3 separate regions of the Homo sapiens genome follow, and regions 2 and 3 are each linked to region 1. A link is an interaction called in ENCODE POLR2A ChIA-PET data of the cell type or tissue named here. Cell type or tissue: Panc1. All regions are shown on one strand. Links, peaks and the distances in the headings refer to the core of each region. The heading gives the core; the rest is flanking DNA.

The links. Peaks named below come from ENCODE experiments on the same cell type or tissue, not always from the same donor. Only the 100,000 strongest peaks of a DNase experiment are listed, where the experiment ranks them.
Region 2: POLR2A ChIA-PET joins it to region 1 with 5 read pairs; 5 of 35 experiments call an interaction of 5 or more read pairs at or near these places.
Region 3: POLR2A ChIA-PET joins it to region 1 with 6 read pairs; 7 of 35 experiments call an interaction of 5 or more read pairs at or near these places.

The regions. Positions count from the first base shown.
Region 1 is chr15:89,877,945-89,888,017 of GRCh38, forward strand. The region is part of intron 7 of ARPIN-AP3S2 (ARPIN-AP3S2 readthrough); the gene reads right to left. The region is part of intron 3 of AP3S2 (adaptor related protein complex 3 subunit sigma 2); the gene reads right to left. It overlaps MIR5009 (microRNA 5009), which reads right to left and starts at 6,086; the gene lies at 5,987-6,086. It also overlaps the pseudogene RNU6-1111P. In Panc1, for the core only: no CTCF peak of the experiment used is centred there; no DNase peak of the experiment used is centred there.
Region 2 is chr15:90,187,129-90,197,201 of GRCh38, forward strand. It overlaps a transcript of SEMA4B not described here. Among named protein-coding and RNA genes, the nearest start is that of SEMA4B, 9.2 kb to the right of the region's middle. RefSeq lists enhancers at 4,214-4,303, 4,504-4,803, 5,104-5,203. In Panc1, for the core only: no CTCF peak of the experiment used is centred there; no DNase peak of the experiment used is centred there; H3K27ac peaks cover 4,568 bases.
Region 3 is chr15:89,778,193-89,788,265 of GRCh38, forward strand. MESP2 (mesoderm posterior bHLH transcription factor 2) reads left to right here. Exons shown (of 2, transcript NM_001039958.2): 2 at 1-562. The coding sequence ends at 142. ANPEP (alanyl aminopeptidase, membrane) reads right to left here. Exons shown (of 21, transcript NM_001150.3): 21 at 6,703-7,309. The coding sequence ends at 7,157. Among named protein-coding and RNA genes, the nearest start is that of MESP2, 6.9 kb to the left of the region's middle. RefSeq lists enhancers at 3,746-3,805, 4,870-5,532, 5,533-6,194, 6,195-6,857. In Panc1, for the core only: no CTCF peak of the experiment used is centred there; no DNase peak of the experiment used is centred there; H3K27ac peaks cover 638 bases.

The sequences.
Region 1 (10,073 bases), core at 2,151-7,150:
CTAAACCTGACAGGACTATAGAAGGACAATATTTTTTGGTTCGTGAATTCTACTTTTTGAACATAAAGTGCTGTAGGTAGAATGAAATCTCATACATGCATTTTTTTGTGTCTGTTATCTTGTGTACTTTTGTACTTAACCTTGTACAGTTATTTTCATCTTTTAAAACATAAAATAAATGTTATGCAGATGTTCGTTAGAAGATCTTGCCACTGGTACATAATCCAGCACAAATAAGCTGGGTGGTGATGATAATAAAAATGGTTTTCTCCAAAGGAAAAAAAAAACAACAGCAAAACTGTAGGAGAATATTTTCATACCTTGGGAGCTATGAAGAAAACAACTTCCAGATGTACCTACATAAAGCAAAAAGACCAATGGAGTAGGAGAAAATATTTGCAATAAATATAACAAAAAAAGAATATGCATACAATTAGGAAAAAATCTAACTTACAAACAAACAAAACAAATGAGCCTTTTGAAAAGTGGACAAATATCGTAGACATTTCCAAATACCAAAGATACGCAGCCTCACCACTATTCAGGGAAACTCTAGTGAAAACAATGAATTTGCATTTTTTCACCCATCAGATTGGCAAACATTTGAAAATATTCTTATTTTTATCTTATTTTTGAGACAAGGTCTTGGTCTGTCATGCAGGCTGGAGTGCAGTGGTATAATCATAGCTCACTGCAGCCCTGATCTCCTGGGCTCAAGCAATCCTTCAACCTCAGCCTCCCAAGTAGCTGAGAATCACAGATGCATGCTACCACCCGAGGCTAATTTTTGTTGTTGTTGCTGTTTCTTTGTTTGTTTTGATACAGGGTCTCTCGCTCTGTCACCCAGGCTGGAGTGCAGTGGCATGATCTCGGCTCGCTGCAACCTCCGCCTCCCAGGTTCAAGTGATTCTCCCGCCTCAGCCTCCTGAGCAGCTGGGATTACAGACGTCCCGCACAATGGCCCAGCTAATTTTTGTACTTTTAGTAGAGACGAGGTTTCACCATGTTAGCCAGGCTGCTCCAACTCCTGACCTCAAGTGATCTGCCTGCCTCAGCCTCCCAAAGCGTTGGGATTACGGGCGTGGGCCGCCGCACCCAGCCAGGCTAATTTTTTCGTAGAGACAAAGTCTCACTATGCTGCCCAGGAAGGTCTCAAACTCCAGGGCTTAAGCGATCCTCCTGCTTTGGCCTCCCAAAGTATTGGTATTACAGGCGTGAGCCATTGCACCCAGTGTGAAAATATTCTTAATATTCAAAAGTCAGTGAGGTTATGGGTAAACAGATACATTCTTATTACATTCCATTAGTACAAGTATCAAAGGCAAAGCCTTTGTTTGGAGGCAATTCAGCAGTATCTATCCATTTAAAAAACACATGCCCTTATTAAAGCAGCAATTCCAATTGAGAAATCTGTACTATGGGAATTAACATATGTGCATATAGATGCACGTGGAAGGATGTCATTGCAGCATCCTTTACAATAGCAAGAAATTGGGAAAAACATAGATGCCCACAAGTAGCATGATGAATCAAAGATGATGATACATCCATATTATGGAAAATCACACACCGTCAAAAAAAACTGCATGTGGAAAAAGCTCCAGAACTTAAATGATGAAAAAGAAAGTTTTAGAACTATATATAGAGTATGATTACTTTTAATTTTTATTAATTTTTATTTTTTGGGGTCTCACTTTGTCACCCAGCCTGGAGTGCAGTGGCACAATCTCGGCTCTTTGCAACCTCCACCTCCTGGGTTCAAGTGATTTTCCTGCCTCAGCCTCCTCAGTAGCTGGGACTACAGGCACCTGTCACCACGCCTGGCTAATTTTTTTGCATTTTTAGTGGAGATACAGTTTCACCATGTTGGCCAGGCTGGTCTTGAACTCCTAACCTCAAAGTTAGGTTGCAGTGAGCTGAGATCACGCCACCGCACTCTGGGCGACAAGAGTGAGACTCCAAATTATATAACAAACTTACATAGTACTGGAGGCATTATAAATTAACATACTCTTCATTTTTTTTTTTTTTTTGAGATGGAGTCTCACTCTTGTTGCCCAGTGTGCAGTGGCATGATCTCAGATTTTAGAGTTATTAGAATGTGATAAAATGTGCATCTTAGGATATATAAAATATGATATTATAAGCCAGGATCTAGACTTCACTGGAGTCTGGGTGACGAAGTGAGACTCTGTCTCCAAAAAATAAAAAATAAATAAAAGAAACTTTAATGTAAGATTCAAAAGAAGAAATGAATAAACAAGAGGGAAATGCTAACTGTTAATTCACTTCTAATTATAATTATAATCCAACAGGGACTTTTTGGGACCTTTACAAATTATTCAAGAATACATATGGATGAACAAATAGTTATAAATATCAGAGAACGTACTGAAAAACAACTGCCACAAAGGGGAAATAACTAGTCTTACTAGGTATGTGAAACTATATTGAAACAATAAATAGCCAGGTGCAGTGGCTCACGCCTGTAATCCCAACACTTTGGGAGGCCGAGGTCAGGAGTTTGAGACCAGCCTGGTCAACATGGTGAAACCCCCGACTCTACTAAAAATACAAAAATTAGCCAGGTGCGGTGGTGGGCGCCTATAGTCCCACCTATTCAGGAGGCTGAAGCAGGAGAATCGCTTGAACCCAGGAGGCGGAGGTTGCAGTGAGCCGAGATTGCGCCACCGCACTCCAGCCTGGGCAACAGAGCAAGACTCCGTCTCAAAAAAAAAAAAAGAAACAATAAATAAAACAACATGAAAGTAATGCAGAAAGAAAAATGTAACTCAGTTAACTCAGTAGAATAAAATGAAGAAATGAAGGGTAAAAACTAAATCCAATTATGTATTAAATGTTTATTCAACCATTGTTAAAGGTGTGATGACTACATGCTAGGAACATACCATTGTTGACACCACAGTCAACAAGTCATGTTCTTATCCAGTTTATATTCTGGGTGTGGGAAGAACAAGGAGGCAAATGAAACAAGATATTTTCTATTGTCCTAAGTGCCCTGAAGGAAGTAAACAGGATGATGTGACAGGGGTTACTTCAGATAGAGTGCTAAGAAAGTTTGTCCAAGGATTAAAATTCGAGCTGAGACATAAATGGTAAAAGTCAGTCATTGAAAGAGCTGAAGTGAAGGAACCTAGATGAGAGTATTCCAGGGGACAGAACAAGTATAAAGGCCCAGACACAAAAATGTACTTGTGTTTGAAGAACAGCAAGAAGCCTAGAGCATAGTGAAGATGAGCGTGTATACGGTGAGGGGAGAGAGAGGCAAAGGAGCCGGACCATGTTGGGCCTTACAGGCTGTAATAGGGGGCTTGGGTTTCACTCTGAACTTAATACAGTATACAACATTAGAGTTTCTTCAACAAGGGGAGGTAAAAATGGATTATTTACACTTAATATAATAGGTTAGACAATAATTAGTTAAATAAGTTTTAAAATAAACTCAAAATACGCAGATTTACTTATTTGTTGATGATAAGGCAAACCATTATTTTATCTAACAAAGAAAAAAAATGCTGCCAATTATAATTGTTAAGATGTCACCCACTACAACACACATCCAGATTTTAGAGTTATTGAAGTGTGATAAAATGCGCACCTTAGAATATACAAAATATGACATTATAAGCCAGGATCTAGATTTCACTGGACAAGTGGTTCAATTATATTATAGAAGGCTGACATGGAAAACAAAATTATAAACCCACACGTGGAAAAAGGAAGCATGATTAATAAAAATTCAAATGTGTGAGGTACCTCTACCTGGGTAGAAATTTAAAATGACACATTTCAGTACTGGAGTTACAAGGAAACAAACTTATATAGTACTAGAGGCATTATAAATTAACATACTCTTCATTTTTTTTTTTTTTGAGATGGAGTCTCACTGTTGTCGCCCAGGCTGGAGCGCAATGGCACGATCTCAGCTTACTGCAACCTCCACCTCCCGGGTTCAAGCAATTCTCCTGCCTCAACCCCCCAAGTAGCTGGGATTACAGGTGCATACCACCACGCCCGGCTAACTTTTTGGATTTTTAGTAGAGACAGGGTTTCACCATGTTAGCCAGGCTGGTCTTGAACTCCTGACCTCAGGTGATCCGCCCGCCTCGGCCTCCCAAAGTGCTGGGGTTACAGGTGTGAGCCACCGTGCCTGGCTAACATACTCTTTCTAAATATCTATCTAGCAACATGCATTATGATTAGAAATATTAATTCCCTTTGATCCAGGCATTCTGTTTTTAGCAGAATAGGCACAACCGTTTGCATAAAGACTTAGAGTAGTTTTATTCATATTAATTAAAAAAAGAAACAAAGTATCCAGTGTCTGTTATCCTAGGTGCTCTGCTACCTGAATCAGCTGAGAACACTCATTTTACCCCCCTGTTCTGCTTTGACCTACTCTTTTTTTTTTTTTTGAGACGGAGTTTCGCTCTTGTTGCCCGGGCCAGAGTACAATTTCAGCCCACCACAACCCCCGCCTCCTGGGTTCAAGAGGTTCTCCTACCTCAGCCTCCTGAGTAGCTACGATTACAGGCATGTGCCACCACACTCGGCTAATTTTTTGTATTTTTAGTAGAGACGGGGTTTCTCCATGTTGGCTAGGCTGGTCTCAAAGTCTCCTGACCTCAAGTGATCTGCCCGCCTCGGCCTCCCAAAGGACTGGGATTACCGGCGTGACCCACTGTGCTTGGCCAAAAGCTACTAATTTCCATATGTTAAACTTGTATTTAGTCACCTTACAGAACTCTATTATTAGTTCCAATTGTTTCCAACTGATTTGGATTTTCTAGATAATCAATTCATCTGTAACTATTATACATTCTGAAAACTAGTAAAGCAAATCTCCCATCACTGTCCTTTTTCCCTAGAAATATACTTCTGCATTTCTTGGCCACTCCTTTTCCCTGATAAATTTTGCCTTTACTGAGTTCTATAAACTCTCCTGACGGAATTATACTTGGTTTTCCATTTGATGTATTGCTCACCACCTTTGGGACTACTGTCATCTTTGCTTGACTCTTCCCAACAACGGGAGAGTTTGTAGCTCCATTTGTTCCAACTATTCCTTTGTTTTTTCTTTAAGATTTTATAATTTTATTGGAATCAATGTCAAGTATTCCATACCAAGTTAATTCCCAAGCACTAACTATCCTTTATTATTACTGTAAATGAGACTTCTTTAATTATGAATTTTCTAGCTGTTTTCTCAGAAATAGGAAATTTAATTTTGTTGGCTTTATCTCATATTCTGTCATTTTGCTCATATCATTTCCTTACTTATAATTCTTTAAAAATATTTTCTATGTCCATAATCCGGCCACCTTACATTGATAACTTACCTCTCTTTCTTTCTTTACTATGTCACTTCTTCATTTGTTTTTGTATCACTCACTACAAATGTTTGTTAAAATTAGAGTAAACAATAAAAGATACTCCTTTTTTTTTTTTGAGACAGAATCTCGCTCTGTCACTCAAGCTGGAGTGTAGTGGCATGAATATGGCTCACTGAAACCTCAACCCCTTGGGCTCAAGCAGTCCTCCTGCTTTAGCCACATGAGTAGCTGGGACCACAGGGGCACACCACCTGATTTTTTATAGAGACTAGGTCTCACTATGTTGCCCAGGCTGGTCTTGAACTCCTGAGCTCAAGTGATCCTCCTGCCTCAGGCTCCCAAAGGGTTGGGACTATAGGTATGAGCCACTGCACCTGGACGAAACACCCAACAAGAGCATTCATAAATGCCTACAGATTTCACCCTTGAGATAACATTGGCTCTGGTTCTTGGCTCTTGGTTTTGAAACTAAAATTGATTGCTTCAAGGAAAGTAAACTAGGTGATAAGGGGAAAGGGGAAGAAGGATATTTTTCACTATACAGGTTGAACACTTAAAATCCAAAAACCTGAAATCCAAAACACTGCAAAATCCAAAATTTTTGAGTGCCAACATGATGCTCAAAGGAAATGCTTATTGGTCATTTCAGGTTTTGGACTTTCAGATTTAGGATAAGTATAATGCAAATATCCCCAAATCTGAAAAAGTCCAAAATCCAAAACACTTCTGGTCCCAAACATTTCAAAGGGATATTCAACCTGTATACTCATAGTGTGCCTCTGAATTCTGAACCACATAACTATATTCATTTCTTCAGAAAGTAAACAGTTACATTAATAAATGTGTACTTTTAATCAAAAATGCTTCTTATTCCAGTTTGAGTGTATTTAATATAATTTGTATAATCGCTCCTCTCAGCAACTACTAATTTTTATTATATTAGTTTTTCTTACTGCTATAATAGACTATTAATTTTTCTTTGTTATACTGACTTGCATTCTTGGGATAAATACTATTTGGACACAATGTATAATTCTTCTATTTAATAGTATGCAGTTTTCCTGCTAAAGAAATAATTTTAGGGCTAGAAAAGAATATCTAGTATCTTTGTAGATTAAAAAAAAACCACTCAACACACAGAAGAGACAAAATGCAAAACAAACAAAAACCCTTAAGGCCAATAAAGCCTAGATGATTTGTTTAAGGTCACACTGCTTGTTAATGGCAGAGTCAAAAAGAAAAAAAAGGCAGGTCTCACAATCCCTTGGTTCAACTGATTGTCGGCTAAGATTTTACTTAGTAAGTAATTTTGTACCAGTACTAATACGCAATATTTGACGAACATCTTCCCCTTTTTTTTTTTTTTTGAGATAGAGTCTCACTCTATCACCCAGGCTGGAGTGCAGTGGCGCAATCTCGGCTCACTGCAACCTCCGCCTCCCAGCTCAAGCGATTCTTCTGCCTCAGCCTCCCGTGTAGCTGGGACTACAGGCGCATGCCACCACACCCAGCTAATTTTTTTTGTATTTTTAGTAGAGACAAGGTTTCACCATATTGGCCTGGCTGGTCTCGAACTCCTGACCTCGTGATCCTCCTGCCTCGGCCCCCAAAGTGCTGGGATCACAGGCGTGAGCCGCTGTGCCTGGCCCATCTTCCTTTTTAGAGTCAGGTTTTTGGATGATAACCAATTTATTCCATAAAATGCGCTTAGGTAGTAGGATTCCTTGTTCTAAGTTTTAAAAAATAACTTAATGTAACATCCAGGTTTTAATGTACTTCAACTTTAAAAAATTCTACTGTGACCCCATTAGGGAGTCAGTTCTTTTTTTAACATCTATTATTTCATCCTAATATTATTTCAGTGCCTTTATGTTGACCTCATTTGGGCAGTTTTTTGTTCTTGTTTTTTTTTTTGAGATAGAGTCTCGCTCTATTGCCCAGGCTGGAGTGTAATGGTGTGATCTCAGCTCACTGCAACCTCTGCCTCCCAGGTTCAGGTGATTCTCATGCCTTGGCTACCCAAACAGCCAAGCAGCTGGGATTACAGGCATGTGCCACCATGCCCAGCTAATTTTTCTATTTTTAGTAGAGACGAAGTTTCACCATGTTGGTCAGGCTGGTCTCAAACTCCTGGTCTCAAGTGATCCACCCTCCTTGGCCTCCCAAAGTGCTAGGATTACAGGCATGTGCCACTGCCCCAGGCCAGAGCAGTTATTTTTGTAGTCGGCTATTTCAAATATATTGGTAGTATAACTATGTATATATCATCCCTTTAAAACAATGTTTTCTATTTCTGACTTCTATCTTCTTTATATCAATTAGGCCAACTATTTATTAATTTTTATTGTCTTTTCAAAGATCAGATGGGTCCAGTGGTTCACACCTGTAATCCCAGCAATTTGGGAGGCCAAAGTGGGAAGACTGCCTGAGCTGAGATGTTCGAGACCAGCCTGGACAACATGGTGAGACTTCATCTCTAAAAAATTCAAAAAATTAGCCAGATGTGGTGACGCATGCCTGTAGGCCCCATTACTCAGGAGACTGAGGTAGGAGGATGGGTTGAGCCTGGGAGATGGAGGCTGCAGTGAGCTGTGATCACACTACTGCACTACAGTTTGAGAGCAAGACCTTGTCTCAAAAAAAAAAAAAAAAAAAAAATCAAACTTTTTAGTTCCTATTATTTTTACATTTTACTTATCTGATCTTACCAAATCCAATGTACAATGTACACTAAATATTTAATAAGTGTCTATTAAATTATAAAGTTAGAGGCCGGGCGCAGTGGTTCACACCTGTAATCCCAGCACTTTGGGAGGCCGAGGCGGGCGGATCACAAGGTCAGGATATCGAGACCATCTTGGCCAACATGGTGAAACCCTGTCGCTACTAAAACTACAAAAATTAGCTGGGCATGTGCCTGTAATCCCAGCTACTCGAGAGGCTGAGTAAGGCAGGAGAATCGCTTGAACCAGGGAGTCGGAGGTTGTGGTGAGCTGAGATCGTGCCACTGCACTCTAGACTGGCAACAGAGCAAGACTCCATCTCAAAAAAAATAAATAAATAAAAAAGTAAAAAAAGTTATAAAGTTAGTCTTTTTGTATTGTTAATACAAATCTCCAAGGTCCATTTTCTCTAATAACTGTGGCCCAATTTTTTTTTCTCTTTTAAAAAATTTTCTTTATTTTTTATAATATGGAATGCTTCACCAATTTGCATGTCATCCTTGCATAGTGGCAATGCTAATCTTTTCTGCACTGGTACACTTTTAGAATATATGCTGCTGAGGCAAGCACTCCATCCCAATTTTTAAAATACATTATCACTATATTTCCTTAATTTTCAAATAAACTCGTATTATGTACACATTTCTATAGCCTGCTACATACAGTTAACAGTACTATAAAGCACATTCTCACATTTGAATTCTACAACCTAATATCACTTTTCAGATGGTAGATTCATGACCCAAACCCAGATTTTCTGATGCTAGATCTTGAGCTTTTTTTCTTTTTTTGAGACAGGGTCTCACTCTGTTGCCCAGGCTGGAGTGGAGTGGCACAATCTTGGCTCACTGCAACCTCCGCCTCCTGGGTTCATGCGATTCTCCCACCTCAACCTCCCAAGTAGCTGGGAGTACAGGCATATGCCACCAGGCCCAGCTAATTTTTTGTATTTTTAGTAGAGACATGGTTTTACCATGCTGACCACGTTGGTCTCAAATTCCTGGCCTCAAGTGATCCACCCACCTTGGCCTCCCAAAGTGCTGGGATTACAGGTGTGAGCCACTGCACCCCGCCTTGAGCTCTTTCTATTATGCTGATTATCAATGTCCAATCTGACTCAGGTTTTAAGAAAGTATTTAAAAATTATCTCCGAGATGCATCTGTTTTAGATGGGTTCATCTTTATTTATATTTTTATGTATAAGTGAATACGACGTATGAAATTTTTAATTATCCTACAAAACTATATATTCAAAATTTCAATTTATTTGTTCCAAGATATATTTAGCTTTTAAACTTTTATCTTAAGAAAACAAATTTTGTTCTAAGCATTTATTTATGTATTTATTTTTATTATTATTTTTTTTTTGAGACGGAGTCTCGCCCTGTCACCCAGGCTGGAGTGCAGTGGTGCGATCTCGGCTCACTGCAACCTCTGCCTCCCGGGTTCAAGCAAGTCTCCTGCCCCAGCCTCCCGAGTAGCTGGGATTACTGGCACGTGCCACTACGCCCGGCTAATTCTTGTATTTTTAGTAGAGACCGGGTTTCACCACATTGGTCAGGCTGGTCTTGAACTCTTGATCCATCTGCCTCGGCCTCCCAAAATGCTGAGATTACAGGCATGAGCCACCGCACCCGGCCTATTTATTTTTAATTTATTATTTTTTTGAGACGGAGTCTCACTCTGTTGCCCAGGCTGGAGTGCAGTGGCATGATCTCGGCTCACTGCAACCTCCACATCCCAGGTTCAAATAATTCTCCTGCTTCAGCCACCTGAGTAGCTGGGACTGCAGGTGCACACCACCATGCCTGGATAATTTTTGTATTTTTAGTAGAGATGGGTTTTCACCACATTGGCCAGGTTGGTCTCAAAATCCTGACCTCAAGTGATCCGCCCGCCTTGGCCTCCCAAAGTGCTGGGATTATAGGCATGAGCCTATAAGCCCATAGGTGGAAAAGAAAATTCTATAGCTGTAAAATGTACATGTCTGGCCTGT
Region 2 (10,073 bases), core at 3,341-8,340, 310 kb after region 1:
AAGTAAGTCCCTGGGAGCCAAGCATTCAGCCACTCTCCAAAATACCATCTCTTCTGAAGCCAGCAAAGCTGGTGAGCCTGGAGCTAAGCAAGAAAACTGTTTAGCTTCCCTAAAGCAGGGAAATGGGACTCTAGTCCTGCCTCTATCCGTGTGGTGCTGTTTCCTTTGAAAGGGATAACAGAAAAGTGGGGGAAAAGATCCAGGAAGGAAAACGTGAATGAATCCTTTGGAAATGATTTGAGACAGCTAGAGCAGAAGACATTTGCTGGGTACCTGCTGTTTCCATGTTCTGTCCTGGGGCTGGAGATGAAAAAGCTGAGTTAGGCAGGCCTTGTCCCTGCATTCAAGGAGCTTGTAGAAGAGAAGGGAAGAGAGGGATGTGATGTGTAAGTGAGTATTTCACTGCAGCATAATGAGGTCCTAATAAGAATCTGAGCAGAGTGCAGAGGGAACTCGCAGGAGCAACTCTGGAAATTAGTTGAAAACAGCAGGATTCTAGCCTGGGAGCACTTCTAGAACTCTGCCAAGTTGGCCGTGGCCACTACCTTTGTTGGAAACAAAGCATAAGGGAGTGAAAGTGTCTAAAGAAAGGTGGGGGCTGGGTGCAGTGACCCACGCCTGTAATCCCAGCATTTTGGGAGGCCGAGGCAGGCAGATCACGAGGTCAGGAGATTGAGACCAGCCTGACCAATATGGTGAAATCTTGTCTCTACTAAAAATACAAAAATTAGCCGGGCATGGTGGTGCATGCCTGTAATCCCAGCTACTCAGGAGGCTGAGGCAAGAGAATCGCTTGAACCCAGGAGGCGGAGGTTGCAGTGAGCTGAGATCATGCCATTGCACTCCAGCCTGGGTGACAGAATGAGACTCCATCTCAAAAAAAAAAAAAAAGAAAGAAAAGAAACGTGGGTCAGGCATGGTGGCTCATGCCTGTAATCCCAGCACTTTGGGAGGCCAAGGTGGGTGGATCGCTTGAGTCCAGGAGTTCGAGACCAGCCTGGGCAACATGGTGAAACTCAGTCTCTACAAAAAATACAAAAATTAGCCGAGCATGGTGGCCCATGCCTGTAGTGTCAGCTATCCAGGGCGCTGAGGTAGAAGGATCACCTGAGCCAAGGGAGGTTGAGGCTTCAGTGAGCCATCAATCATCCTGCCACTGCATTCCAGCTTGGGTGGCACAGTGAGACACTGTCTCAAAAATAAAATAAAATAAAAGTAGCCAGGCGAGGTGGCTTATGCCTGTAATCCTAGCATTTTGGGAGGCCGAGGTGGGCGGATCACCTGAGGTCAGGGGTTCAAGACCAGGCTGGCCAACATGGTGAAACCCTGTCTCTACTAAAAATACAAAAATTAGCCAGGCATGGTGGCGCATGCCTGTAATCCCAGCTACCCGGGAGGCTGAAGCAGGAGAGTTGCTGGAACCTGGGAGGCGGAGGCTGCAGTGAGCCGAGATCGCACCACTGCACTCCAGCCTGGACGACAGAACAAGACTCCGTCTCAAAATAAATAAATAAATAAAAATAAATGTAGATCAGGATACGTATTGTCTTTTTTTGTTTGTTTTTTGAGACAGAGTCTCGCTCACTCTGGGTGCAGTGGCGCTATCTCGGCTCACTGCAAGCTCCGCCCCCCGGATTCATGCCATTCTTCTGCCTCAGCCTCCCGAGTAGCTGGGACTACAGGCACCCACCACCACGCCCGGCTAATTTTTTTGTATTTTTAGTAGAGACGGGGTTTCACCATGTTAGCCAGGATGGTCTACGATCTCCTGACCTCGTGATCCGCCCGCCTCAGCCTCCCAAAGTGCTGGGATTATAGGCATGAGCCACCGCGCCCAGCCAGGATGAATATTCTCTGAAAGAACAGTTTAAAGGATCCTGATAAACTAAGCTCTGTGAAGGCAGCAACCACGTCAGTTTCCTTAAACTTGAGCAATACTTAGAAGGCAGCAAGTGCACAAGAAATATGTGTTGCATGAATGAAAGAAGGAAGTGGGGGGGAGGAAGGAAAAGGAGGAAGTGAGCGAGGGCAGGAAGAAAAGGGAAGGAAGGGAGAGGAGAGAAGTGAAGGAAGGAAGAAAAGGTAGGAAGGAGGGAGGGAAGGAAAGAAGGAAGGATAAACATTGGCTTATATTATCAGAAGAGGTGGATGGCTATAACTTGAGACAAAACGTGGTTGATTTCTGACTATAGGTTGAATATCCATATGGGTTCTGGAGTCAGCAGATCTGAGTTGTGGTCCTAGTCCTGACTTGTCACTTGTGTGACCTTAGTAAGTCCTGGAACCTCTCTATGCCCCAATTTCTCACTTCTGAAATGGCAATAATAACTGATATCTCACCCTGTAGTGAGAATTAAGTAAATGATTGAATGTAAAAATTTGGCACAATCCTCACTTATAGTAGGTGCTCAATAAATATTAATTAGCTATATAAATGTCAACTTTGATGTAGCTGGAAAGAATTTGCCAAATATTTCATGTCAAGGTTATATAACTATTCCAAACTGAGGTATAATTTCTTTTTTTCTGATAAAGGCTAATTTTGAAAGTTCCTTGTGTCTGCAGACTAACGCACCTTAGAGAAATGGTTCTTTACTTTTTTTGGCGGGGAGTGGGGGCTGGTAGCAAGGAGCTTTTGAAATTAAATGAAAGCTCTGATTCCCTCTCTCCTGAAATGGCATCTCATTCTTGGCGTTCACAGCTCCCTGAAGCCCACCCGTGTGGTGAAGGGGGTCCCTGCTCTGCTGCACTGCTCACAGGCTATAGTGAAAGAACTCAGGCAGCATTCATAGAAGAGGTGGCTGGGAGGAGCAAGCAGGGTCAGCCGTCTTTCAAGGGGTTTGTGGAAACCAAAAGATGAGACGGCTAGAGATAAGCACATGTGGCCCCGTGGGTGCGTCCTCTTAGAGCCCACTCTCCTGCTAGGGCCAAGCTGGGGCTCACTCAGAACCTTGTGGGCTCCAGAGTCCCTGGTGTGGTGCCCACCAGCCGGACCCTCATTCACAGTGCATAAATGGTGCTGCAGGGTGGCTGCTGTGTGAGATTCCTATCCAGGCATGGATCTTTGGTGCCACCCTCACATCAGCTTTCTGTGAGTGTTGTCTCCTAATACCACTGCTTTAGGGTGGCAAGTGGGCACACTGCCACAGGTGGTGCATTCCTCAGAACCTCCACCCTGGCAAAGCAGGGTGAGAGTACAGCCTACAGAGCCTTAGGAGATCCGTGGCAACCCGTCTGTGCATCCCCGCTACCCACCTAGGCATACCTGTTCCTGCCCACTCTCTGGGATCAGCATCAGAACCAAGAGCAAGGCTCTGTCTGGGAGTAAGAGTGGCAGCCACCAGGTGACCTGAGGTGATGGGGAAACTCCAGGGTCAGAGAGCTCCTCCTCCCTGGGAAGGAAGAGGCAGAGGGGAGAGCCTTGGGCCTTTGGGAAGGAAGGTTGGTTTCCTGAGGTGGAGGGAGGGCCCTGGCCTGTTCCTTTTTCCCCTCACAGGGGTCTGGTGCTCAGACTGGGATTTTAGAGGGAATAACTCGATAGCAAATGGGGAGGTAGATTCCTCACTTCATGGGATCTTTGGAACCAGGGTGTGTGTCTGTGTGTGTCTGTGTGTGTCTTGCTCTGTGTCTGTGTCAGTGTCTTGCTCTGTGTGCATGTGTGTGTATGTGTGTGTGTCAGTGTCTTGCTCTGTCACCCAAGCTGGAGGTACCATCGTGACTCATTGCAGCCTCTACCTCTCAGGTTCAAGTGATCCTTGCACCTCAACCTTCCAAGTAGCTGGGACCACAGGAGCACACCACCACACCTGGCTAATTTTTAATTTATTTTTTGTAGAGACCGGGTCTTCCTATGTTGCCCATCTGGTCTCCCCTGGACAGGCGAGTGGGTGCAAAAGCAGAGGCAGACAGCGCCTCCTGAACTCATATTGGGGGAGCAGAGGAGTGACAGTGGCAACTTCATGTTCTACCCTGTCAGGGCAGGGACAGGTTGAGCCCTGCTGATTGCCCCACAGCCCTGTGGGGCGGAGGGATCCCCTCCCAGGGAGTGGCCAGCTCAGGCCCCAACAGGCCCCAGTGGGGGTGGTGCTGGGTGTCAGGCTCCTCACCACAGCGGACGCACCTGGGACTTGGGCTGGGCGGGCCGGTTCTTTCTCCCCATGAGAGTTGCAGCCTCAGCACCAGCTTTGCAGGAGGTGGCTGAACTTGAGGGAGTACCCAGAAGGGGGTCCTCAGAGATGGGCATCTAAGATACTTCAGAGTTGTTGACGCCATGGGGCAACTTTCATGGGGAGGTGAACCAATAACATAGCAGGCATGGCCTTGCTCACTGAGCATTCACTACATGCCAGTGTTGCCCGTGGCTTTATATGTACTCTCTCCAGCCACCCATGAAGTGCTGTTCATAGCACTCCGTCCTAGATGAAGAAGCTGAGGTTCAGAGTGATTGTGTGGCTTGCTAAAAGTCCACAAAATATGGAAGGTAGTGAATTCTTCTGACAGAAGAACCTGTGTGCTCAACCACTGGATTCTACCACTTCCAGGAGCAAGAAAAACAAGAGGCCGGTAGCGGGGAAAATGGTTTGGGGAACGGAGATGAAGCCATTTATTTACATCTGTTGCCAGACCCTGGGTAAAAGCTGCCAGTGAGTTTTGAAGGCAGTGTAAGTGCTGACCCGGGGTGGATGCCCTCTGCTGCAGAAGGCGCTGCCCCAAGGAAGCTCCCAGCCCTGAGGACTTGGCAGCCATTGGCTGATTTGAAAGAATACACAGGGTGTGCCAGCTGGTGTCGCTTCCTCTTCAACATGTACTGATGCTGCAGCTGAGCTGCTGCCCAGCCCCTGGGGAGAAGACACCAGCAGCATGCCCAGCCAGGGCAGGGTGGAGAGCTGCAGCTGCAGGTTGGCATAAGAGGAGAGCTCAGGGCTACAAGGGGATGGTGGTGGGGGGCCAAGGCCTGGAGAGCTGGGCTGCAGCCAGTGTATGTCTGCGAGGCCTTGCTGGGCAGCCTGCCAGTCAGCACCCGAGAATGGGGAGGAGCTTGAGTGCTACCCCAGGAGGGGGCGGGTGGGACCTTTGGGTTCAAGCTCCACTGGGCTTGGCAGGAGGCCCCTCCCCCACAGCCAGCAAACAAAGCAACAACTCCCAGAGTAGAACTGTGGGAGCTCCAGAGCCAGGTTCCCCTGGGTGGGAATTAGAGCAGGCAGACCTGGCCAGGAGCCGCCTGGCAGGGACCATCCATGCCCAAGGACATGGCCTGCATGCAGCTGGGCAGAGGCTGTACCCATGGATGATTAATGGGTATTGATCACTTGGGAGGCCAGATGTAGCCTGGACACTGCTGGCACTTGCCCTGCATCTGTTCCCTTTGTACTGGGCAGGGTAGAGAAGCAGCAGGGATGTGTGTTCATTTGCTTTTTACTTTTAGCCATGCTTCCCTTTATTTTCTTTCCCTTGTAGCTTTTTTTTTTTTTTTTTTTTTGAGATGGAATCTTGCTCTTGTCACCCAGGCTGGAGTGCAGTGGCACGATCTTGGCTCACTGCAGCCTCCGCCTCCTGGGTTCAAGCAATTCTCCTGCCTCAGCCTCCCGAGTAGCAGGGATTACAGCCTCACGCCACCATGCCTGGCTAATTTTTGTACTTTTAGTAGAGATGGGGTTTTGCCATATTGGCCAGGCTGGTCTCAAACTCCTGACCTTGTGATCCTCCCGCCTTGGCCTCCCAAAGTGCTGGGGTTACAGGCATGAGCCACTGCGCCTGGCCTCGTTTCGGCCTCTTTATAATGGATTCCTATACACATTCTTGTGCTTCTGTCCTTGTGTATGTATGTGTGTGTGTATGAGAGAGAGAAAAATGAGGAAGGTCCATGGGGAGGAGGTGCCAGAGCGTGTGAGTGTGGATGGAGAAGAGGCCAGCTTTGATGATGACTTCATTTTGCTGGCCAAGGCACGGAGGAAGCAGTGCTTTTCTCTTCGTCTCTTATTTTGGTACTCCCTTTCCAAGCTGCCTCCTGAGCTCTTTATAAACACTGGCATTCTGGCTGAGAAAGACTCGCCAACATCCAAGAGTGGCAAAGGGGAACAGGAGACACATCGTTGGCTTGGGAACCGCTCCCGCTCGCAGGAAGTCTGCTCACAGGAGATTTTTCTCTGTCAGTGTCCTCGTGTGGTTTCTAGTCTGGGGAGAACACATCAGCACACTAACGGAAGAAAGGGGAGCCCGCAAAGACCAAAGCTGCTGTGCTGGGGGCGTGGATTCGAGGGCTCTTCTCCAGGCTGACAGCTGGGACCCTCATTTTGTCAGCCCTGTGGAGTTCCTACTAGAGTGCCATGCAAGGCAGTGGGGATTTGGAAGATGGAAGTCCTGTCACTGTCCTCAAAGGACTTGCTGCCCAGTCGACATAAGACATATTGGAAGCATTTGAGCAGGATATGATTATCCGCTTAGTGAGGCCGCATCAGCCCCTGTCTCCTCTGCTCTGAGATGAGCACAGCAGTCACACAACTCATGTGTTGCCAAGACACCAGGGCAAAGCAGCCCCACTGCCATTTTAGGATCTGCTTGATGTGGAGATTCAGGGACTCAACAAATAGTGATTGAGCATGTGGCCAACATCAGGTACTGTTCTAGGTGAGTGCAGTAGGCAGAAGGTAGAAGAAGGAAATGTAGCTAGTACCTTGACTTTGACAAGATTTCTTGCAATCTTTTTCATAATATTCTTTTTTTTTTTTTGGGTTGGTCGGGGGGACGGAGTTTCACTCTTGTGCCCAGGCTGGAGCACAGTGGCGCCATCTTGGCTCACTACAACCTCTGTCTCCCGGGTTCAAGCGATTCTCCTGCCTCAGCCTCCTGAGTAGCTGGGATTATAGGTGTGCACCACCACGCCCGGCTAATTTTCATATTTTTAGTAGAGACAGCGTTTCATCATGTTGGCCAGGCTGGTTTCGAACTCCTGACCTCAGGTGATGCGCCCACCTCAGCCTCCTAAAGTGCTCAGATTACGGGCAATGAGCCACTGCTTTCAGCCCATAATAGTCTTATGGATAATATGGAGAAATGTGGGCTGAACAGTGCAGTTAGGAGGACACATAGCTAGTTGTTCAGCCTATAAAAGATATTGATCAGGCCAGGCGTGGTGGCTCACACCTGTAATCCCAGTACTTTGGGAGGCCAAGGCAGGTGGCTCACCTGAGGTCAAAAGTTCGAGACCAGCCGTGACCAACATGGTGAAACCTCGTCTCTACTAAAAATACAAAATTAGCCGGGCGTGGTGGCGCATGTTTGTAATCCCAGCTACTCGGGAGGCTGAGGCAGGAGAATCGCTTGAACCCACGAGGCAGAGGTTGCAGTGAGCTGATATCATGCCATTGCACTCCAGCCTGGGCAACAAGAGTGAAACACCATCTCAAAAAAAAAACAAAAAACATATTGATCTGTTCTAACCTTGATGGAGGTCTCTAGTGGCGTGCCATTGGGCTCCGTTTGTGACTCTGTCTCACCCATTTATTTATTTACTTACTTATTTTCAGGCTCCCAAAGTGCTGGGATTATAGGTGTGAGCCACCGTGCCTGGCTGTCACCCATTTTTGTTTAATCACTCAAAATTTTAAATGGAAAGATTAGTACAAAAACACCCAATAACTCTTCACCTATATTGACCAGTTTTTGCCAGTCACATTCATGTTCTTTCTCTCTAGTACATGCACATACATATATATGCACATTTGTTTTTGCTGAATCATTTGAAAGTAAGTTGTAGACATCGTGACATTTCAACTGTAAAGCTTCAGCAGGTGTCTCTGAAAGACCAGGACTTAATCACATCTGAGAAATGCCATTATCATAGCTAAAAAAATGAAGAATGCCATAATATCATCTAATACACAGTCCATATTAAAATTTCCCCAATTGCTCCATGGCTTTTTTTTTTTTTCCAACATTCAATCTTCAATCAAGGTTCACACGTTGCTATTGATTTTGTTTGTTTTTTTTTAGACAGGGTCTCATTCTGTCTCTTAGGCTGGAGTGCAACAGCATGGCTCCCTGCAGCTTTGACCTCCTGGGCTTAGGTGATCCTCCCACCTCAGCCTTTCAAGTAGCTGGGACTACAGGTGCGCACCACCATGCCTGAGTAATTTTGTATTTTTTGTAGAGACCAGTTTCACCCTGTTGCCCAGGATGGTCTTGAACTTCTGGGCTCAAGTGATCCACCTGCCTTGGCCTCCCGAAGTGCTGGGATTACAGGTGTCAGCCACCTCGCCTCGCTGCATTTGATTATTATGTCTTTTTAGTCCCTTAACCTAAAACAGCCCCACCCCTGTCTGTTTTGCCTCTCACTAGATTGCCCTTTCTGAAGAGTCCAGGCTAGTTGTCTTGTAGAATACTACTCATGCTGGATGGGTCTGATTGTGTTTTCATTGTTAGATCTGGGTTACAACACACCTTTGAGAAGAATGCTGCAAACATTGATGATGTTTTGTACTTGTTGTTTTTTCTTTTTTTGAGACAGGGTCTCACTTTGTCACCCAGGCTGGAGAGCAGTGGCGTGATCTCAGCTCACTGCACCCTTGACCTCCTAGGTTCAAGCAGTCCTCCTGCCTCACCCCCCGAAGTAGCTGGGACTACAGGCATGCGCCACCATACCTGGCTAATTTTTGTAATTTTTGTAGAGACGGAGTTTTGCCGTGTTGCCCAGGTTGGTCCCGAACCCCTGAGCTCAGGCAGTCTGCCTGCCTCGGCATCCCAAAATGCTAGGATTCCAGGCGTGAGCTGCTGGGCCCAGCCTGTTTTGTACTTCTCTTTTTTTTTTTTTCGAGACGGAGTCTCGCTCTGTCACCAGGCTGGAGTGCAGTGGCGCGATCTCGGCTCACTGCGAGCTCTGCCTCCTGGGTTCACGACATTCTCCTGCCTCAGCCTCCCAAGTAGCTGGGACTACAGGCGCCCGCCACCATGCCTGGCTAATTTTTTTTTTTTTTTGTATTTTTAGTAGAGACGGGGTTTCACCGTGTTAGCCAGGATGGTCTCGATCTCCTGACCTCGTGATCCGCCCGCCTCGGCCTCCCAAAGTGCTGGGATTCCAGGCGTGAGCTGCTGGGCTTAGCCTGTTTTGTACTTCTTATTGCATCATATCAGGAGGAAAATTACGTCAAATAGTCCCATTACTATGATGCTACTTTTGTCTAATTGGTTAAGATTGAGGCCCCGAGATCTCTCCCTTAGAGATAAATGTTCCCTTTGGTAATTAGTAAGTCATCTGTGGGACAGACCTTGTTAACATATAGTTTCGTAACAATCTTCCACCCAATGGTTTCCCATCCACTGATGATTCTTACTTGAATCTAGATTTTCTAATTCTATCACCATTTCTTCTACTTTTTTTTTGAGACAGAGTCTCGCTGTCGGTCAGGCTGGAGTGCAGTGGCGTGATCTCGGATCACTGCAACCTCCGCCTCTTGAGTTCAAGAGATTCTCCTGCCTCAGCCTCCCGAGTAGCTGGGACTACAGGTGCGTGCCACCACGCCCAGCTAATTTTTTTGTATTTTTAATAGAGACGGGGTTTCACCATGTTAGCCAGGATGGTCTCGATCTCCTGACCTCGTGATCCGCCCGCCTCAGCCTCCCAAAGTGCTGGGATTACAGGCGTGAGCCACTGCACCCGGCCTCTTCTACATTATTAACCAGCATTTTTTGGTAAAGAAAAGCTTCCTTTTCACCCCTTATTTTTTCTCTCTCTCTGGGTTTCACTGTGGACTAATGGATTGTTTTTAAATTTAATGTATTAATCCATTACTTCATTATGTTTTAATGCTCAGATTGGTCATCAAGCTGGTTCCGATGTCCTTTGGACATGGCCTCATTAGTTTCTGATCATTGCTTTCTGGCCCAACAAAATGTCTCATGTTTATGTCGTACTTTCCCTTACATTCACCCAAAGAATCTTGGTTCTCTTATTAGAGAGTAGGATTAGGAAACCAAGATTGGCCAGGTACAGTGGTTCATGCCTGTAATCCCAGCACTTTGGGAGGCCGAGGTGGGCAGATCGCTTGAGTCCAGGAGTTTGAGACCAGCCTGGGCAA
Region 3 (10,073 bases), core at 547-5,546, 100 kb before region 1:
CAACTCAGAGGACCAGGGACCGGGCGCCGCCTTCCAGCTCAGTGAAGCAAGCCCTCCCCAGAGCTCAGGCCTGCGGTTCAGTGGCTGCCCTGAACTTTGGCAAGAAGATCTGGAGGGGGCCCGCCTGGGCATCTTCTACTAAATGGCCTCGGCTTCCCTCTTTCCATCCAGGAATCAGTCCTGTAGCTTGGGTGCCTCCTTATTTGTTAATTAGTGGCTTTTCATGTTCTCCTTTAGCCAAGGCTCCCTTTTTCCAAGTGATGTCTTTCAGGGAAGCAGTGTTTGAAATAGATAGCGGGTACCTTCCCTGGATGGAGTCAGGGCGGGGGCACTGTCCTCCACTGCTAGACACCCCCAGAATGCCTGGCGCTCTGCAGAGCACAGTCTGAGCTGCTCTAAGAAGGGGTCTCCTTTACCCTAAAGGCAGCTGGGCAGGGACAGGTGGGAGAATGGGTGTAGGAGGCAGGCCCCAGGCTCTGCTTCTTGGTGACAGTTGGCCAGAGCCCTGTATGCTTTGATTTTTTTGTACTTAAAAAGAAAAAACACACACACACAACAAAAATTTGGTTTGGCCTTGTTTTTTGTTCATCAACCTGGGTTTTTCTTGCCTCTGGAAAAGGAAACATGTTTTCCTTCTGTGGGGAACAAGTTCTGCTGCTCTTTCCTTCTCTAATCCAGGCCTGCCAAGGTTTGGGTGGGCCCTCATTTGTCAGTTTGACCATATTTATTGCACTGGAGCTCCAGGGCCAAAAGCTCCACCTGGCTTGCTGTGCAAGGTAGCACAGGTGGGCTAAGCTTGGGCCTGCCCACTTGCCTCAGCCACATCACCACTGCCCTTTTGTGTTCTTCGGGTGCATTCCTGGTGACTGCTGGGGTGGGTGCATGCAGCTGTGGACAGACAGACAGGAGCCCCAAATGGGGAGACCACAGTCCCAGAGACCTGTCATTTAGGGCTCTTTCACAATGACATGAAATTTTCTTCAAAGAATACTGGGAGTGGTTCCTACGTGCTAGGCCCAGTGTATTAGTTTGCGAGGGCTGCCATACTAGAATGCCACGGGCTGAGTGCAGTGGCTTACGCCTGTAATCCCAGCACTTTGAGAGGCTGAGGTGGGAGGATCCCTTGAGGCCAGGAATTCGAGACCAGCCTGGGCAACATAGCAAGACCTTGTCCCTACAAAAAACTTAAAAAAACAACAACCACAGACTGGGTGGCTTAAACAACAGAAATTTATTTTCTCACAATTCTGGAGGCTAGAAGTCCAAGATCAAGGTGTAGGCAGGTTCAGTTTCTTCTGGGGCCTCTCTCTGTGGCTTGCAGATGACTGCCTGTTCGTTGAGCCCCTACATGGTCACACATCTGTCTCTATTGTCTGTGTCCTGATTTCTTATAAGGGCACTAGTCATGTTGGATCAGGACCTACCCTAAGGGACCCATTTAACTGTATTTACTCTTTTAGGGATCTTTCTTCTAATACAGTCACAGTTACATTCCGAAGTATTGGATGTTAGGGCTTAAACATAAGAAACTTCTTTTTTTTTTTTTTTTTTGAGACAGAGTCTTGCTCTGTCGTCCAGGCTGGAGTGCAATGGTGCAATCTCGGCTCACTGCAACCTCTGCCTCCCGGGTTCAAGCGATTCTCCTGCCTCAGCCTCCTGAGTAGCTGGGATTACAGATGCCTGCCACCATGCCCGGCTAATTTTTGTATTTTCAGTAGAGACAGGGTTTCACCATGTTGGCCAGGCTGGTCTCGAACTCCTGACCTCAAGTGATCCACCTGCCTCGGCCTCCCAAAGTGCTGGGATTACAGGTGTGAGCCACCACACCCAGCCAAACATAGGAAATTTTTTTTTTCTTTTTTTTTGAGAGGGAGTCTCACTCTGTCGCCCAGGCTGGAGTGCAGTGGCATGATCTCAGCTCACTGCAACCTCTGCCTCCCAGGCTCAAGTGATTCTCCTGCCTCAGTTTCCCTAGTAGCTGGCCTAGGTGCCTGCCACCATGGCTGGCTACTTTTTGTACTTTTAGTAGAGACAGGGTTTCACCATGTTGGCCAGGCTGGTCTTGAACCCCTAACCTCCAATGGTCCACCCGCCAAGGCGTCCCAAAGTGCTGGGATTACAGGCGTGAGCCACCACGCCCAGCCAGACATAGGAATTTTATGGGAACACAGTTCAGCCGCCTCAGCCTCCCAAAGTGCTGCTATTACAGGCATGAGCCACTGCGCTCAGCCATACAGGAATTTTATGGGGACATAATTCAGCCCATAACACCATGTGTTAGGTGCCAGAGAGAAAATATTCCCCAACTAATGTGAATTACAGGGAAATAAATGATCAGAGCCCAGGTCCTAAACACAAGGATGGGGGTTTGTGTGAGGTGCTTAGGGACCAGGATGCGGTAACCTGGTGGGAGGCGAGGTTGGCAGTACCATCTCATTCTTGAGTTACCTGATTCCTTAGTCCTGCTGCCTTGATTGCGGTGTCTTAAGAGTAAGAGGCACTGCCAGGATCTTGGGAAAAGGATGCCAAGATCTATTAGCAAAGGCTCCCGTGGGCATGGGAGCCAGCAGTGGTGGTAACTTCCTTCTGTATCTGCTGACTCAGGGAGGAGAGAGTGCAGAAGAGGTGACCTTGGAGCTGGGTGTTGAAGGATATGCAGGAGTTTATCAAGAGGAGTGAGGGAAGAGAGGTCCAGGCAGGAGCAACAGCATGAGCCAAGTCGAAACAGAAGCGTCTAGTGTCTAGAGATGACAGAGAAAAGTGGCAAACAGAGCCGGAAAGGGGCTTGGAGGCAAGTTTGTGGGGAGTTCCACGTGGTGGGTGATGAGGTTTTGGCCTCCGTTTCCCGAATGATGGGCAGCACTGAGGGTTGGGAGTTGGGGGTGAGCTGGTAAGAAGTCTGCTCTCAGTCCCTTCGGCCGCTTCATAGAAATGGAACCAGGCAGGAGGCCACTGCAACAGTCCAGCTTGAGAGAAAGGGAGAGGCAGCACAGAGCATGAGCTGCCTGATTTCCTGGGCTTGAGCTCTTGGCGTGTGGGGCTTTCCCCTCTCATCCTGCAAGGTTGCCCGTTGCCTCTGACACGCCCTGTGGCATCAGGCAAGTCACTCTTTCTGAGCTTCAGTTTTCACAGTTCCTAAAGGAGGAACTATCTTGGGTGGTGCTGAGGTACCTTCTTCCTCTAACCTTCCAGAAGTGCTCTGGTTCTGCCCTTAGGGCCCTGCTGTCCCGAGGGGCTGTCAGCCACAGCTGGAAGGATGAGAAAAATCCAGGCAAGGTTAGAGTAGACACACAGCATTGGGGCCCAGGTTGCGCATTCTACTCGGCTCTTACTTGCTGTGTAACCAAGTGAGACTGACAGATAAGCTTTGGAACCTCCCTGAGCCTCAGTTTCTTCAACTGTGAAGTGGAGACAATAATAGACCTACCTCTCAGGGTTTTAATACTTGGCACATAGTAAGTGCTCAATAAAATGAGTACTGAGGCCAGGCATGGTGGCTCACGCCTGTAATCCCAGCACTTTGGGATGCCAAGGTGGGGTGATCACTTGAGGTCAGGAATTTGAGACCAGCCCGGCCAGCATGGTGAAACCCCGTCTCTACTAAAAATACAAAAAATTAGCCTGGCGTGGTAGTGAGCGCCTGTAATCCCAGCTACTCAAGAGGCTGAGGCAGGAAAATCGCTTGAGCCCAGGAGGTGGAGGTTGCGGTGAGCGAGATCGTGCCACTGCAAGCCTAGGCGATAGAGTGAGACTCTGTCTCCAAAAAAAAAAAAAAACAAAACAAAAAAAGGAAAAAGAAAATGAAAGATTGCGTTAGCTATGCTGACTCCACAGTCTCGAAAGGCTGAGTCAGAGGAGCCACCAAGGCTGCTGCCTACAGAGCCTCAGCACCTTCCATTCCTGCTGGACTTGAGTGCTGAGGGCAGGCAAGAGCGCTGGGCAGGGAATCAGCCGCCAGAGTTCTAGTTGGTTCCTGCTCTTTGACCTTGACCAAGGCTCTGCAGGCATTCCTCTGGCTCTGTGTATCCTCACTGCATTCCAGGATCAGCCATGGAGGTCCTGATGAGTGCCAGCATTGTACACTGCCAGGTGGCATCGTCAGAGGTGTTTGAACCAGAGCGATTCCATCTTGAATAGGGGCTAGGCAAAATGAGGCTGAGACCTGCTGGGCTGCATTCCCAGGAGGTTAGGCATTCTTAGTCACAGGATGAGACAGGAGATCGGCATAAGATACAGGTCACAAAGACCTTGCTGATAAAACAGCATGCAGTAAAGAAACCAGCCAAAACCCGCCAAAACCAAGATGGTGACAAAAGTGACCTTTGGTCATCCTCACTGCTCATTATGCGCTGATTATAATACCTTAGCTGCTAACAGACACTCCCACCAGCGTATGACCGTTCACAAATGCCACAGCAATATGCAGAAGTTACCCTGTATGGTCTAAAAAAGGGAGAAACCCTCAGTTCTGGGAAATCCCCACTTCTTTCCCAAAAAACTCATGAATAATCCACCCCTTGTTTAGCATATAATCAAGAAATAAGGCTGGGCGCGGTGGCTCACGCCTATGATCCCAGCACTTTGAGAGGCTGAGGTGGGCGGATCTCCTGGGGTCGAGAAACCCCATCTCTAATAAAAATACAAAATTAGCCGGGCATGGTGGTGCATGCCTGTAATCCCAGCTACTTGGGAAGCTGAGGCAGGAGAATCGCTTGAACCCAGGAGGCGGAGGTTGTGGTGAGCCAAGATCGCACCATTGCACTCCAGCCTGGGCAACAAGAATGAAACTCCGTCTCAAAAAAAAAAGAAAAAAAAAATCAAGAAATAGCTCTTAAGTTTACTCAGTTGAGCAGCCCATGCTGCTGCCCTGCCTGTGTAGTAGCCATTCTTTGATTCCTTTCCTTTCTTAATAACTTGCTTTCATTTTATGGACTTGCCCTGAATTCTTTCTTGCATGGGCTCCAAGGATCGAGACCTCTTTCCAGTAACGGCACAAGCATGGCAGTATAGACGTCACGCACTCCACCCCAGCTCCAGATGGAGAACTGGCTTCCACTTCTGTGCAGGGAGTAAAGCCAGACAGTGGTTCCAGTTCAGTTCTACTGAGTTGTGACTTCATCTCCTTGCCCTGCAGTTTCCTTATCTGTAAAGCTGACATAAAGATATTCCTTATCTCATGGTACGGTTTAGAACTAAATGAAATAATGTGCATAAACTCTTCTCCCTGGCAGGCCAGCTCTCTCCTCTGCAATGTCCAGGGATCCTAGAGCCCATTAGAAACTCAAGATGGTGAGGCCGGCCCCTCCCACAGCTGGTCCCCAGAAGGTCAAGTGCCAGCCACGGCCGCTGGGTACTGGCGACAGGAAGGGTTGGCCCAAAGTGGCTGGCGGAGCTTAATCTGGGGCGGCCCAGGGAGCCTCCTGGCTGGTGGAGGGACAGAGCACCATCATCCGGGCTGGCCTCCGCCCTTAGCTCACCCTACTCTTTGATGTGCAGATGGTGGTGGGGGATGGGGGGCCTTCCTGGCCCCAGGCCTGCCTGCTTCTCACAAGGGGGAAGAGGGCCAAGGGTGATAATAAAACCCAGCTCTCCTTATGCGTCAGGCCATTTGCTAAGTACATGTATCTCCTTCAATCCACACACCAGCCCAACAGCTCTGACACTGCCTCGTTGTGCAGATGAGACCTAGGCTTGGGCATGTGGGTCCCTTGTCTAAGAAACTGAAACCAGACCTGCTGGACTCCATGATTCCAGCCTGCGGAGCTGGCTGTGGGTGTCTGTTGGAGGTGACTCCTAAGGACCCCTGTGGCTGTTCCCGCCTTCTCCCCCTCCTCTCAGCCTTGGATGTTCAACTGGGCCTTGCGGGGCAGAGGCTGAGGGGAGCCTGCCACAGTGGGGCTCCATTTGTCAAGAAATGCTCACCAGGGCCAATGTGTGCGTGGAGCTGCGCTGGTCCCAGGCCTTCTCAGAGTTGGCCCTGACCATCTTCTGCCCCAGGCGATGTGGAGGGCACAGCCCCCACTTTATGAGCCTGGCAAAGCTGTCCCCACCCCATGGTTTGCCTGCTCCTCAGCCCAGCCCATCCCTGTGTGCTGCTCTAGAAAACAACCTCTTTATGCATTGGTACCCACACCCCACTCCACCCTTCCACCACGGAAGACGGTGGGGCGTGCCCTTGGCCAGTGAAGGGTGGCACCAGGTATGGGACCCTGTGCTTGCTGCCTTCACTGCACAGACCTGTCCCGCATTGTCCCAGGTATCCCAGGTGTTCCCGTGGAGCAGGAAGAGGGGCACGGCCAGCACCCTGCACCCTTGCCTCATGTTAAGGAGGGTGCTTCCTGGAGAGCACTCCCTGCGCTCTGCCAGGGCCCCTCTCACCACTCACTGCGGGAGCACTGGGTCCACAGCTCCCCACCACCCAGCAGCTCCAGCTGCCATCAGAATAGGAATAAAAGGAGCCCTGCAAACCACCCAGCTAGCTCAGTCAATAGAGCATGAAAAGGAGCCCGGAGTCCTGCAGGCAGACATGGAGGCACAGGCGCAGGGCACCTGCAGGAAGGGCCGGCAGGCTGGGCACGTCTCCCCTCCTGTGCTCTGGGGTCCCAGACTCCACGGTGCTCCGCATGCACCCAGCTTCCCCCACCCGGCCTCCCCAGCTGCTGTATTGACCCACTCCTGCTTTAGTTTAGTAATGAGTCTCACTCATCTAGAAATCCTTTATTTACATTTTCTCTTAGAAAAAAATATACAGATCTGCTGCCCTGTTGATTCCTCAGATTTAGGGTCTTTAGGGAAAGGTGAAAGAGGGTACAGGGCGGCCCCCAGCAAGGCCGTTCATTGTCCATCGAGAGCTTCTGCTCATCTGGCCCTGGAGCTGGGCTTCCCTGAGATCAGCCCCAGGGCACTGGGCGACAGGTGCCATGCCAGGCCTAGGGCGGGGTTGGCATGAGGGGCAGGGGCTGGGAGGTGCTCAGGCAGCCTGGGTCATCAGGAACTAGACTGGCTCACAGGCAGAGAGAACGTGGGCTGGAGACTTTGTCCTTGAGGGGAGGACACTGGTGCCTCGGGCTCCAGGAATGGAGGCCCTGCACCAGCCGCTGGGATGGACACATGTGGGCACCTTGCATGGGGGCCGGGTGACTTCAAGGGCTGGGGACTATTTGCTGTTTTCTGTGAACCACTGGAGCACCACCTCCTTGTTCTCCTTCACCCACTTGATGTTGGCTTTCGTCTTCTCCAGGGCTTGCTCCAGGGCCCGGGTGCCTGAGCCGAAGCCTGTTTCCTCGTTGTCCTTCTTGAACTGCTCCAGCTGCCAGAAAAACAAAAGATTCTCAGTCCGGCTGGGTCCCTAACAGCCTTGAGGAGGAGCTCTCTCAGGCCTCTGGCTTTCCACTCCCACTTTAGAGTCCCCATGGATGGGACCACACCCTGTTCCAGGGATAGGCAGGACGTCCACCTTGCTCCCGGGCAAAGTCCTTGTGAACACAGAGGTTGCAAAATGACAATCCCAGGCAAAACCTGGCTCAGGGAGATTCTGGCCTTCAGGTGTAATATTTTATTATAATATCAATCCAATCAAGAGAGTAGAGAGGGGCTAATGAAGCAACCAGCCAAATCTAAAATGTGGAAATTTCTATACCACAAATGATCCAGTTGCTTCAGTAAATAAATGGGTTTAAAAAAAAAATACTCCTACAAATTAGAAGAGTTATCAGTCCTGGAGGTTCTAGCCAGGCAATCAGCCAAGAGAATGAAATGAAAGGAATCCAGAAAGGAAGAAGTAAAACTATGTGTATGACATGTTTGCATACATAAAAATTTTAAGGAATCCATTAAAAAATCTATTAGAACTAATGATTTCTGCAAGGTTGCAGGATACAAGAGCAATACACAAATATCAATTGTATTCCCATACATTAGCAATGAAAAACCTGAAAATGAAATTAAGAAAACAATTCCATTTACGATAGCATCAACAAGAATAAAATATTTAGGAATAAATTTGACAAAATAAGTGCAAGACTGGAATGCCAAAAACTACAAAACATTTTTGAAAGAAATTAAAGAACACCTAAGTAAAAAGAAAAAAGACCCAAATAAATCTGTGTCCATGGACTGGAAGATTTAGCATCATTAAGATGGCAATAGTCCCCATATTGCTCTAGAGATTCAATCCCATCAAAATTTTAACTACTTTTTTTTTTTTTTTTTTGCGGAAATTGATCAGTGATCCTAAAATGCATAAGAAATTGCAAGGGACCCAGAATAGCCAAAACAATATTGAAAAAGAACACAGTTGGCCAGCCTGGGCAAGATGGTGAAACCCTGTCTCTGCAGAAAAATACAGAACATTAGCCGGGCATGGTGGCATGTGCCTATAGTCCCAACTACTCAGGAGGTTGAGGTGGGGGGATCACCTGAGCCTGGGAAGTTGAGGCTGCAGTGAGCTGTGATCTCACCACTGTACTCCAGCCTGGGTGACAGAGTGAGACCCTTTCTCAAAAAAAAAAAAAGCAAATTGGAGGACTCACACTTCCCAATTTTAAAACTCACTACAAAACTATAGTAATCAGGACAGTATGGTACAGGCATAAGGATGCAAATATAGATGAATGAAATAGAATTGAGAATCCAAAAACAAACCCTTATATTTACCGTCAATTGATTTTCAACTAGGTTGCCAAGACCATTCAGTGGGAGAAGAACAGTCTTTTCAACAAATGGGACTTGGACAACCGGATATCCACATGCAAAAGGAATGAAGTTGGACCCCAACCTCATATCATATACAAATATTAAGTCAAAATAGATCAAATGCCTACGTTTGAGTGAAAACATAATAAAACTCTTTTTTTTTTTTTTTTTTTTTTTGAGGCAGAGTCTTGCTCTGTCATCCAGGCTAGAGTGCAGTGGTGCGATCTCAGCTCACTGCAAACTCCGCCTCCCGGGTTCAAGCAATTCTCCTGCCTCAGCCTCCCGAGTAGCTGGGATTACAGGCGCCCGCCACTGCATCCAGCTAATTTTCGTATTTTTTAGTAGGGACGGGGTTTCACCATCTTGGCCAGGCTGGTCTTGAACTCCTGACCTCATGATCCACCTGCCTTGGCCTCCCAAAGTGCTGGGATTACAGGCGTGAGCCGCCATGCCTGGCCAATAAAACTCTTAGAAAAAACATCGTCAGGTCTTTTGTGGGTTTGAAAAATTTTTTTGAAATAAAAAAATAGGTATAAATCTTCATGACCTTGGGTTAGACAATACTTTCTTAGATATGATACATAAAGTATAAGCAACCAAAGGGAAAAAAAACAGATAAATAGGATTTCATCAAGATTTAAAATTTTGGGTATCAAAAGACCTATTAAGTGAGTGAAAAGACAGTCCATAGAATGGGAGAAATACTTGCAAACCCTATCTCTGATTAAGGGTCTAATATTCAGAATATATAAAGAACTCTTACAATAAAAAGACAACCCAATTTTAAAATAGCAAAAGACTGGGCACAGTGGCACATGCCTGTAATCCAAGCTACTCAGAAGGCTGAAGTGGGAGGGTTGCTTGAGCCCAGGAATTTAAGGACAACCTAGGCAACATAGTAAGACCCTCTCTCGAAAAGAAAAATAGTCAGTTTTACCCATTTCTCCAAAGATACACAAATGTGTATAAGGCCAATAAGCACATGAAATATTCAACATCATGTCATTCATTACTCATTAGGGAGATATAACTGAAAACCATAATGATACCACTTCCTACCCACTAGATGACTATACTAAAAAAAGAGGGAAAGAGAGATAAGTGTAGACATGGAGCAATTAGAACCCTCATGTGATACACTGCTAATAGGAATGGACAATGGTACAGTTGCTTTGGAAAACATTTTGTCAGTTTCTCAAAAAGTTAAACACAGAGTAACCAAATGACCCAGCAATTCCGCTCCTAGGTGTATACCCAAGATAAATTAAAACATGTTTGTACAAAATTTGCACGTGAAGGTCCATGATATTCATCACAGCCAGAAGACTGAAACAACCCAAATGCCCATCAATGATGAGCTGAAAACAAAATGTGGTACA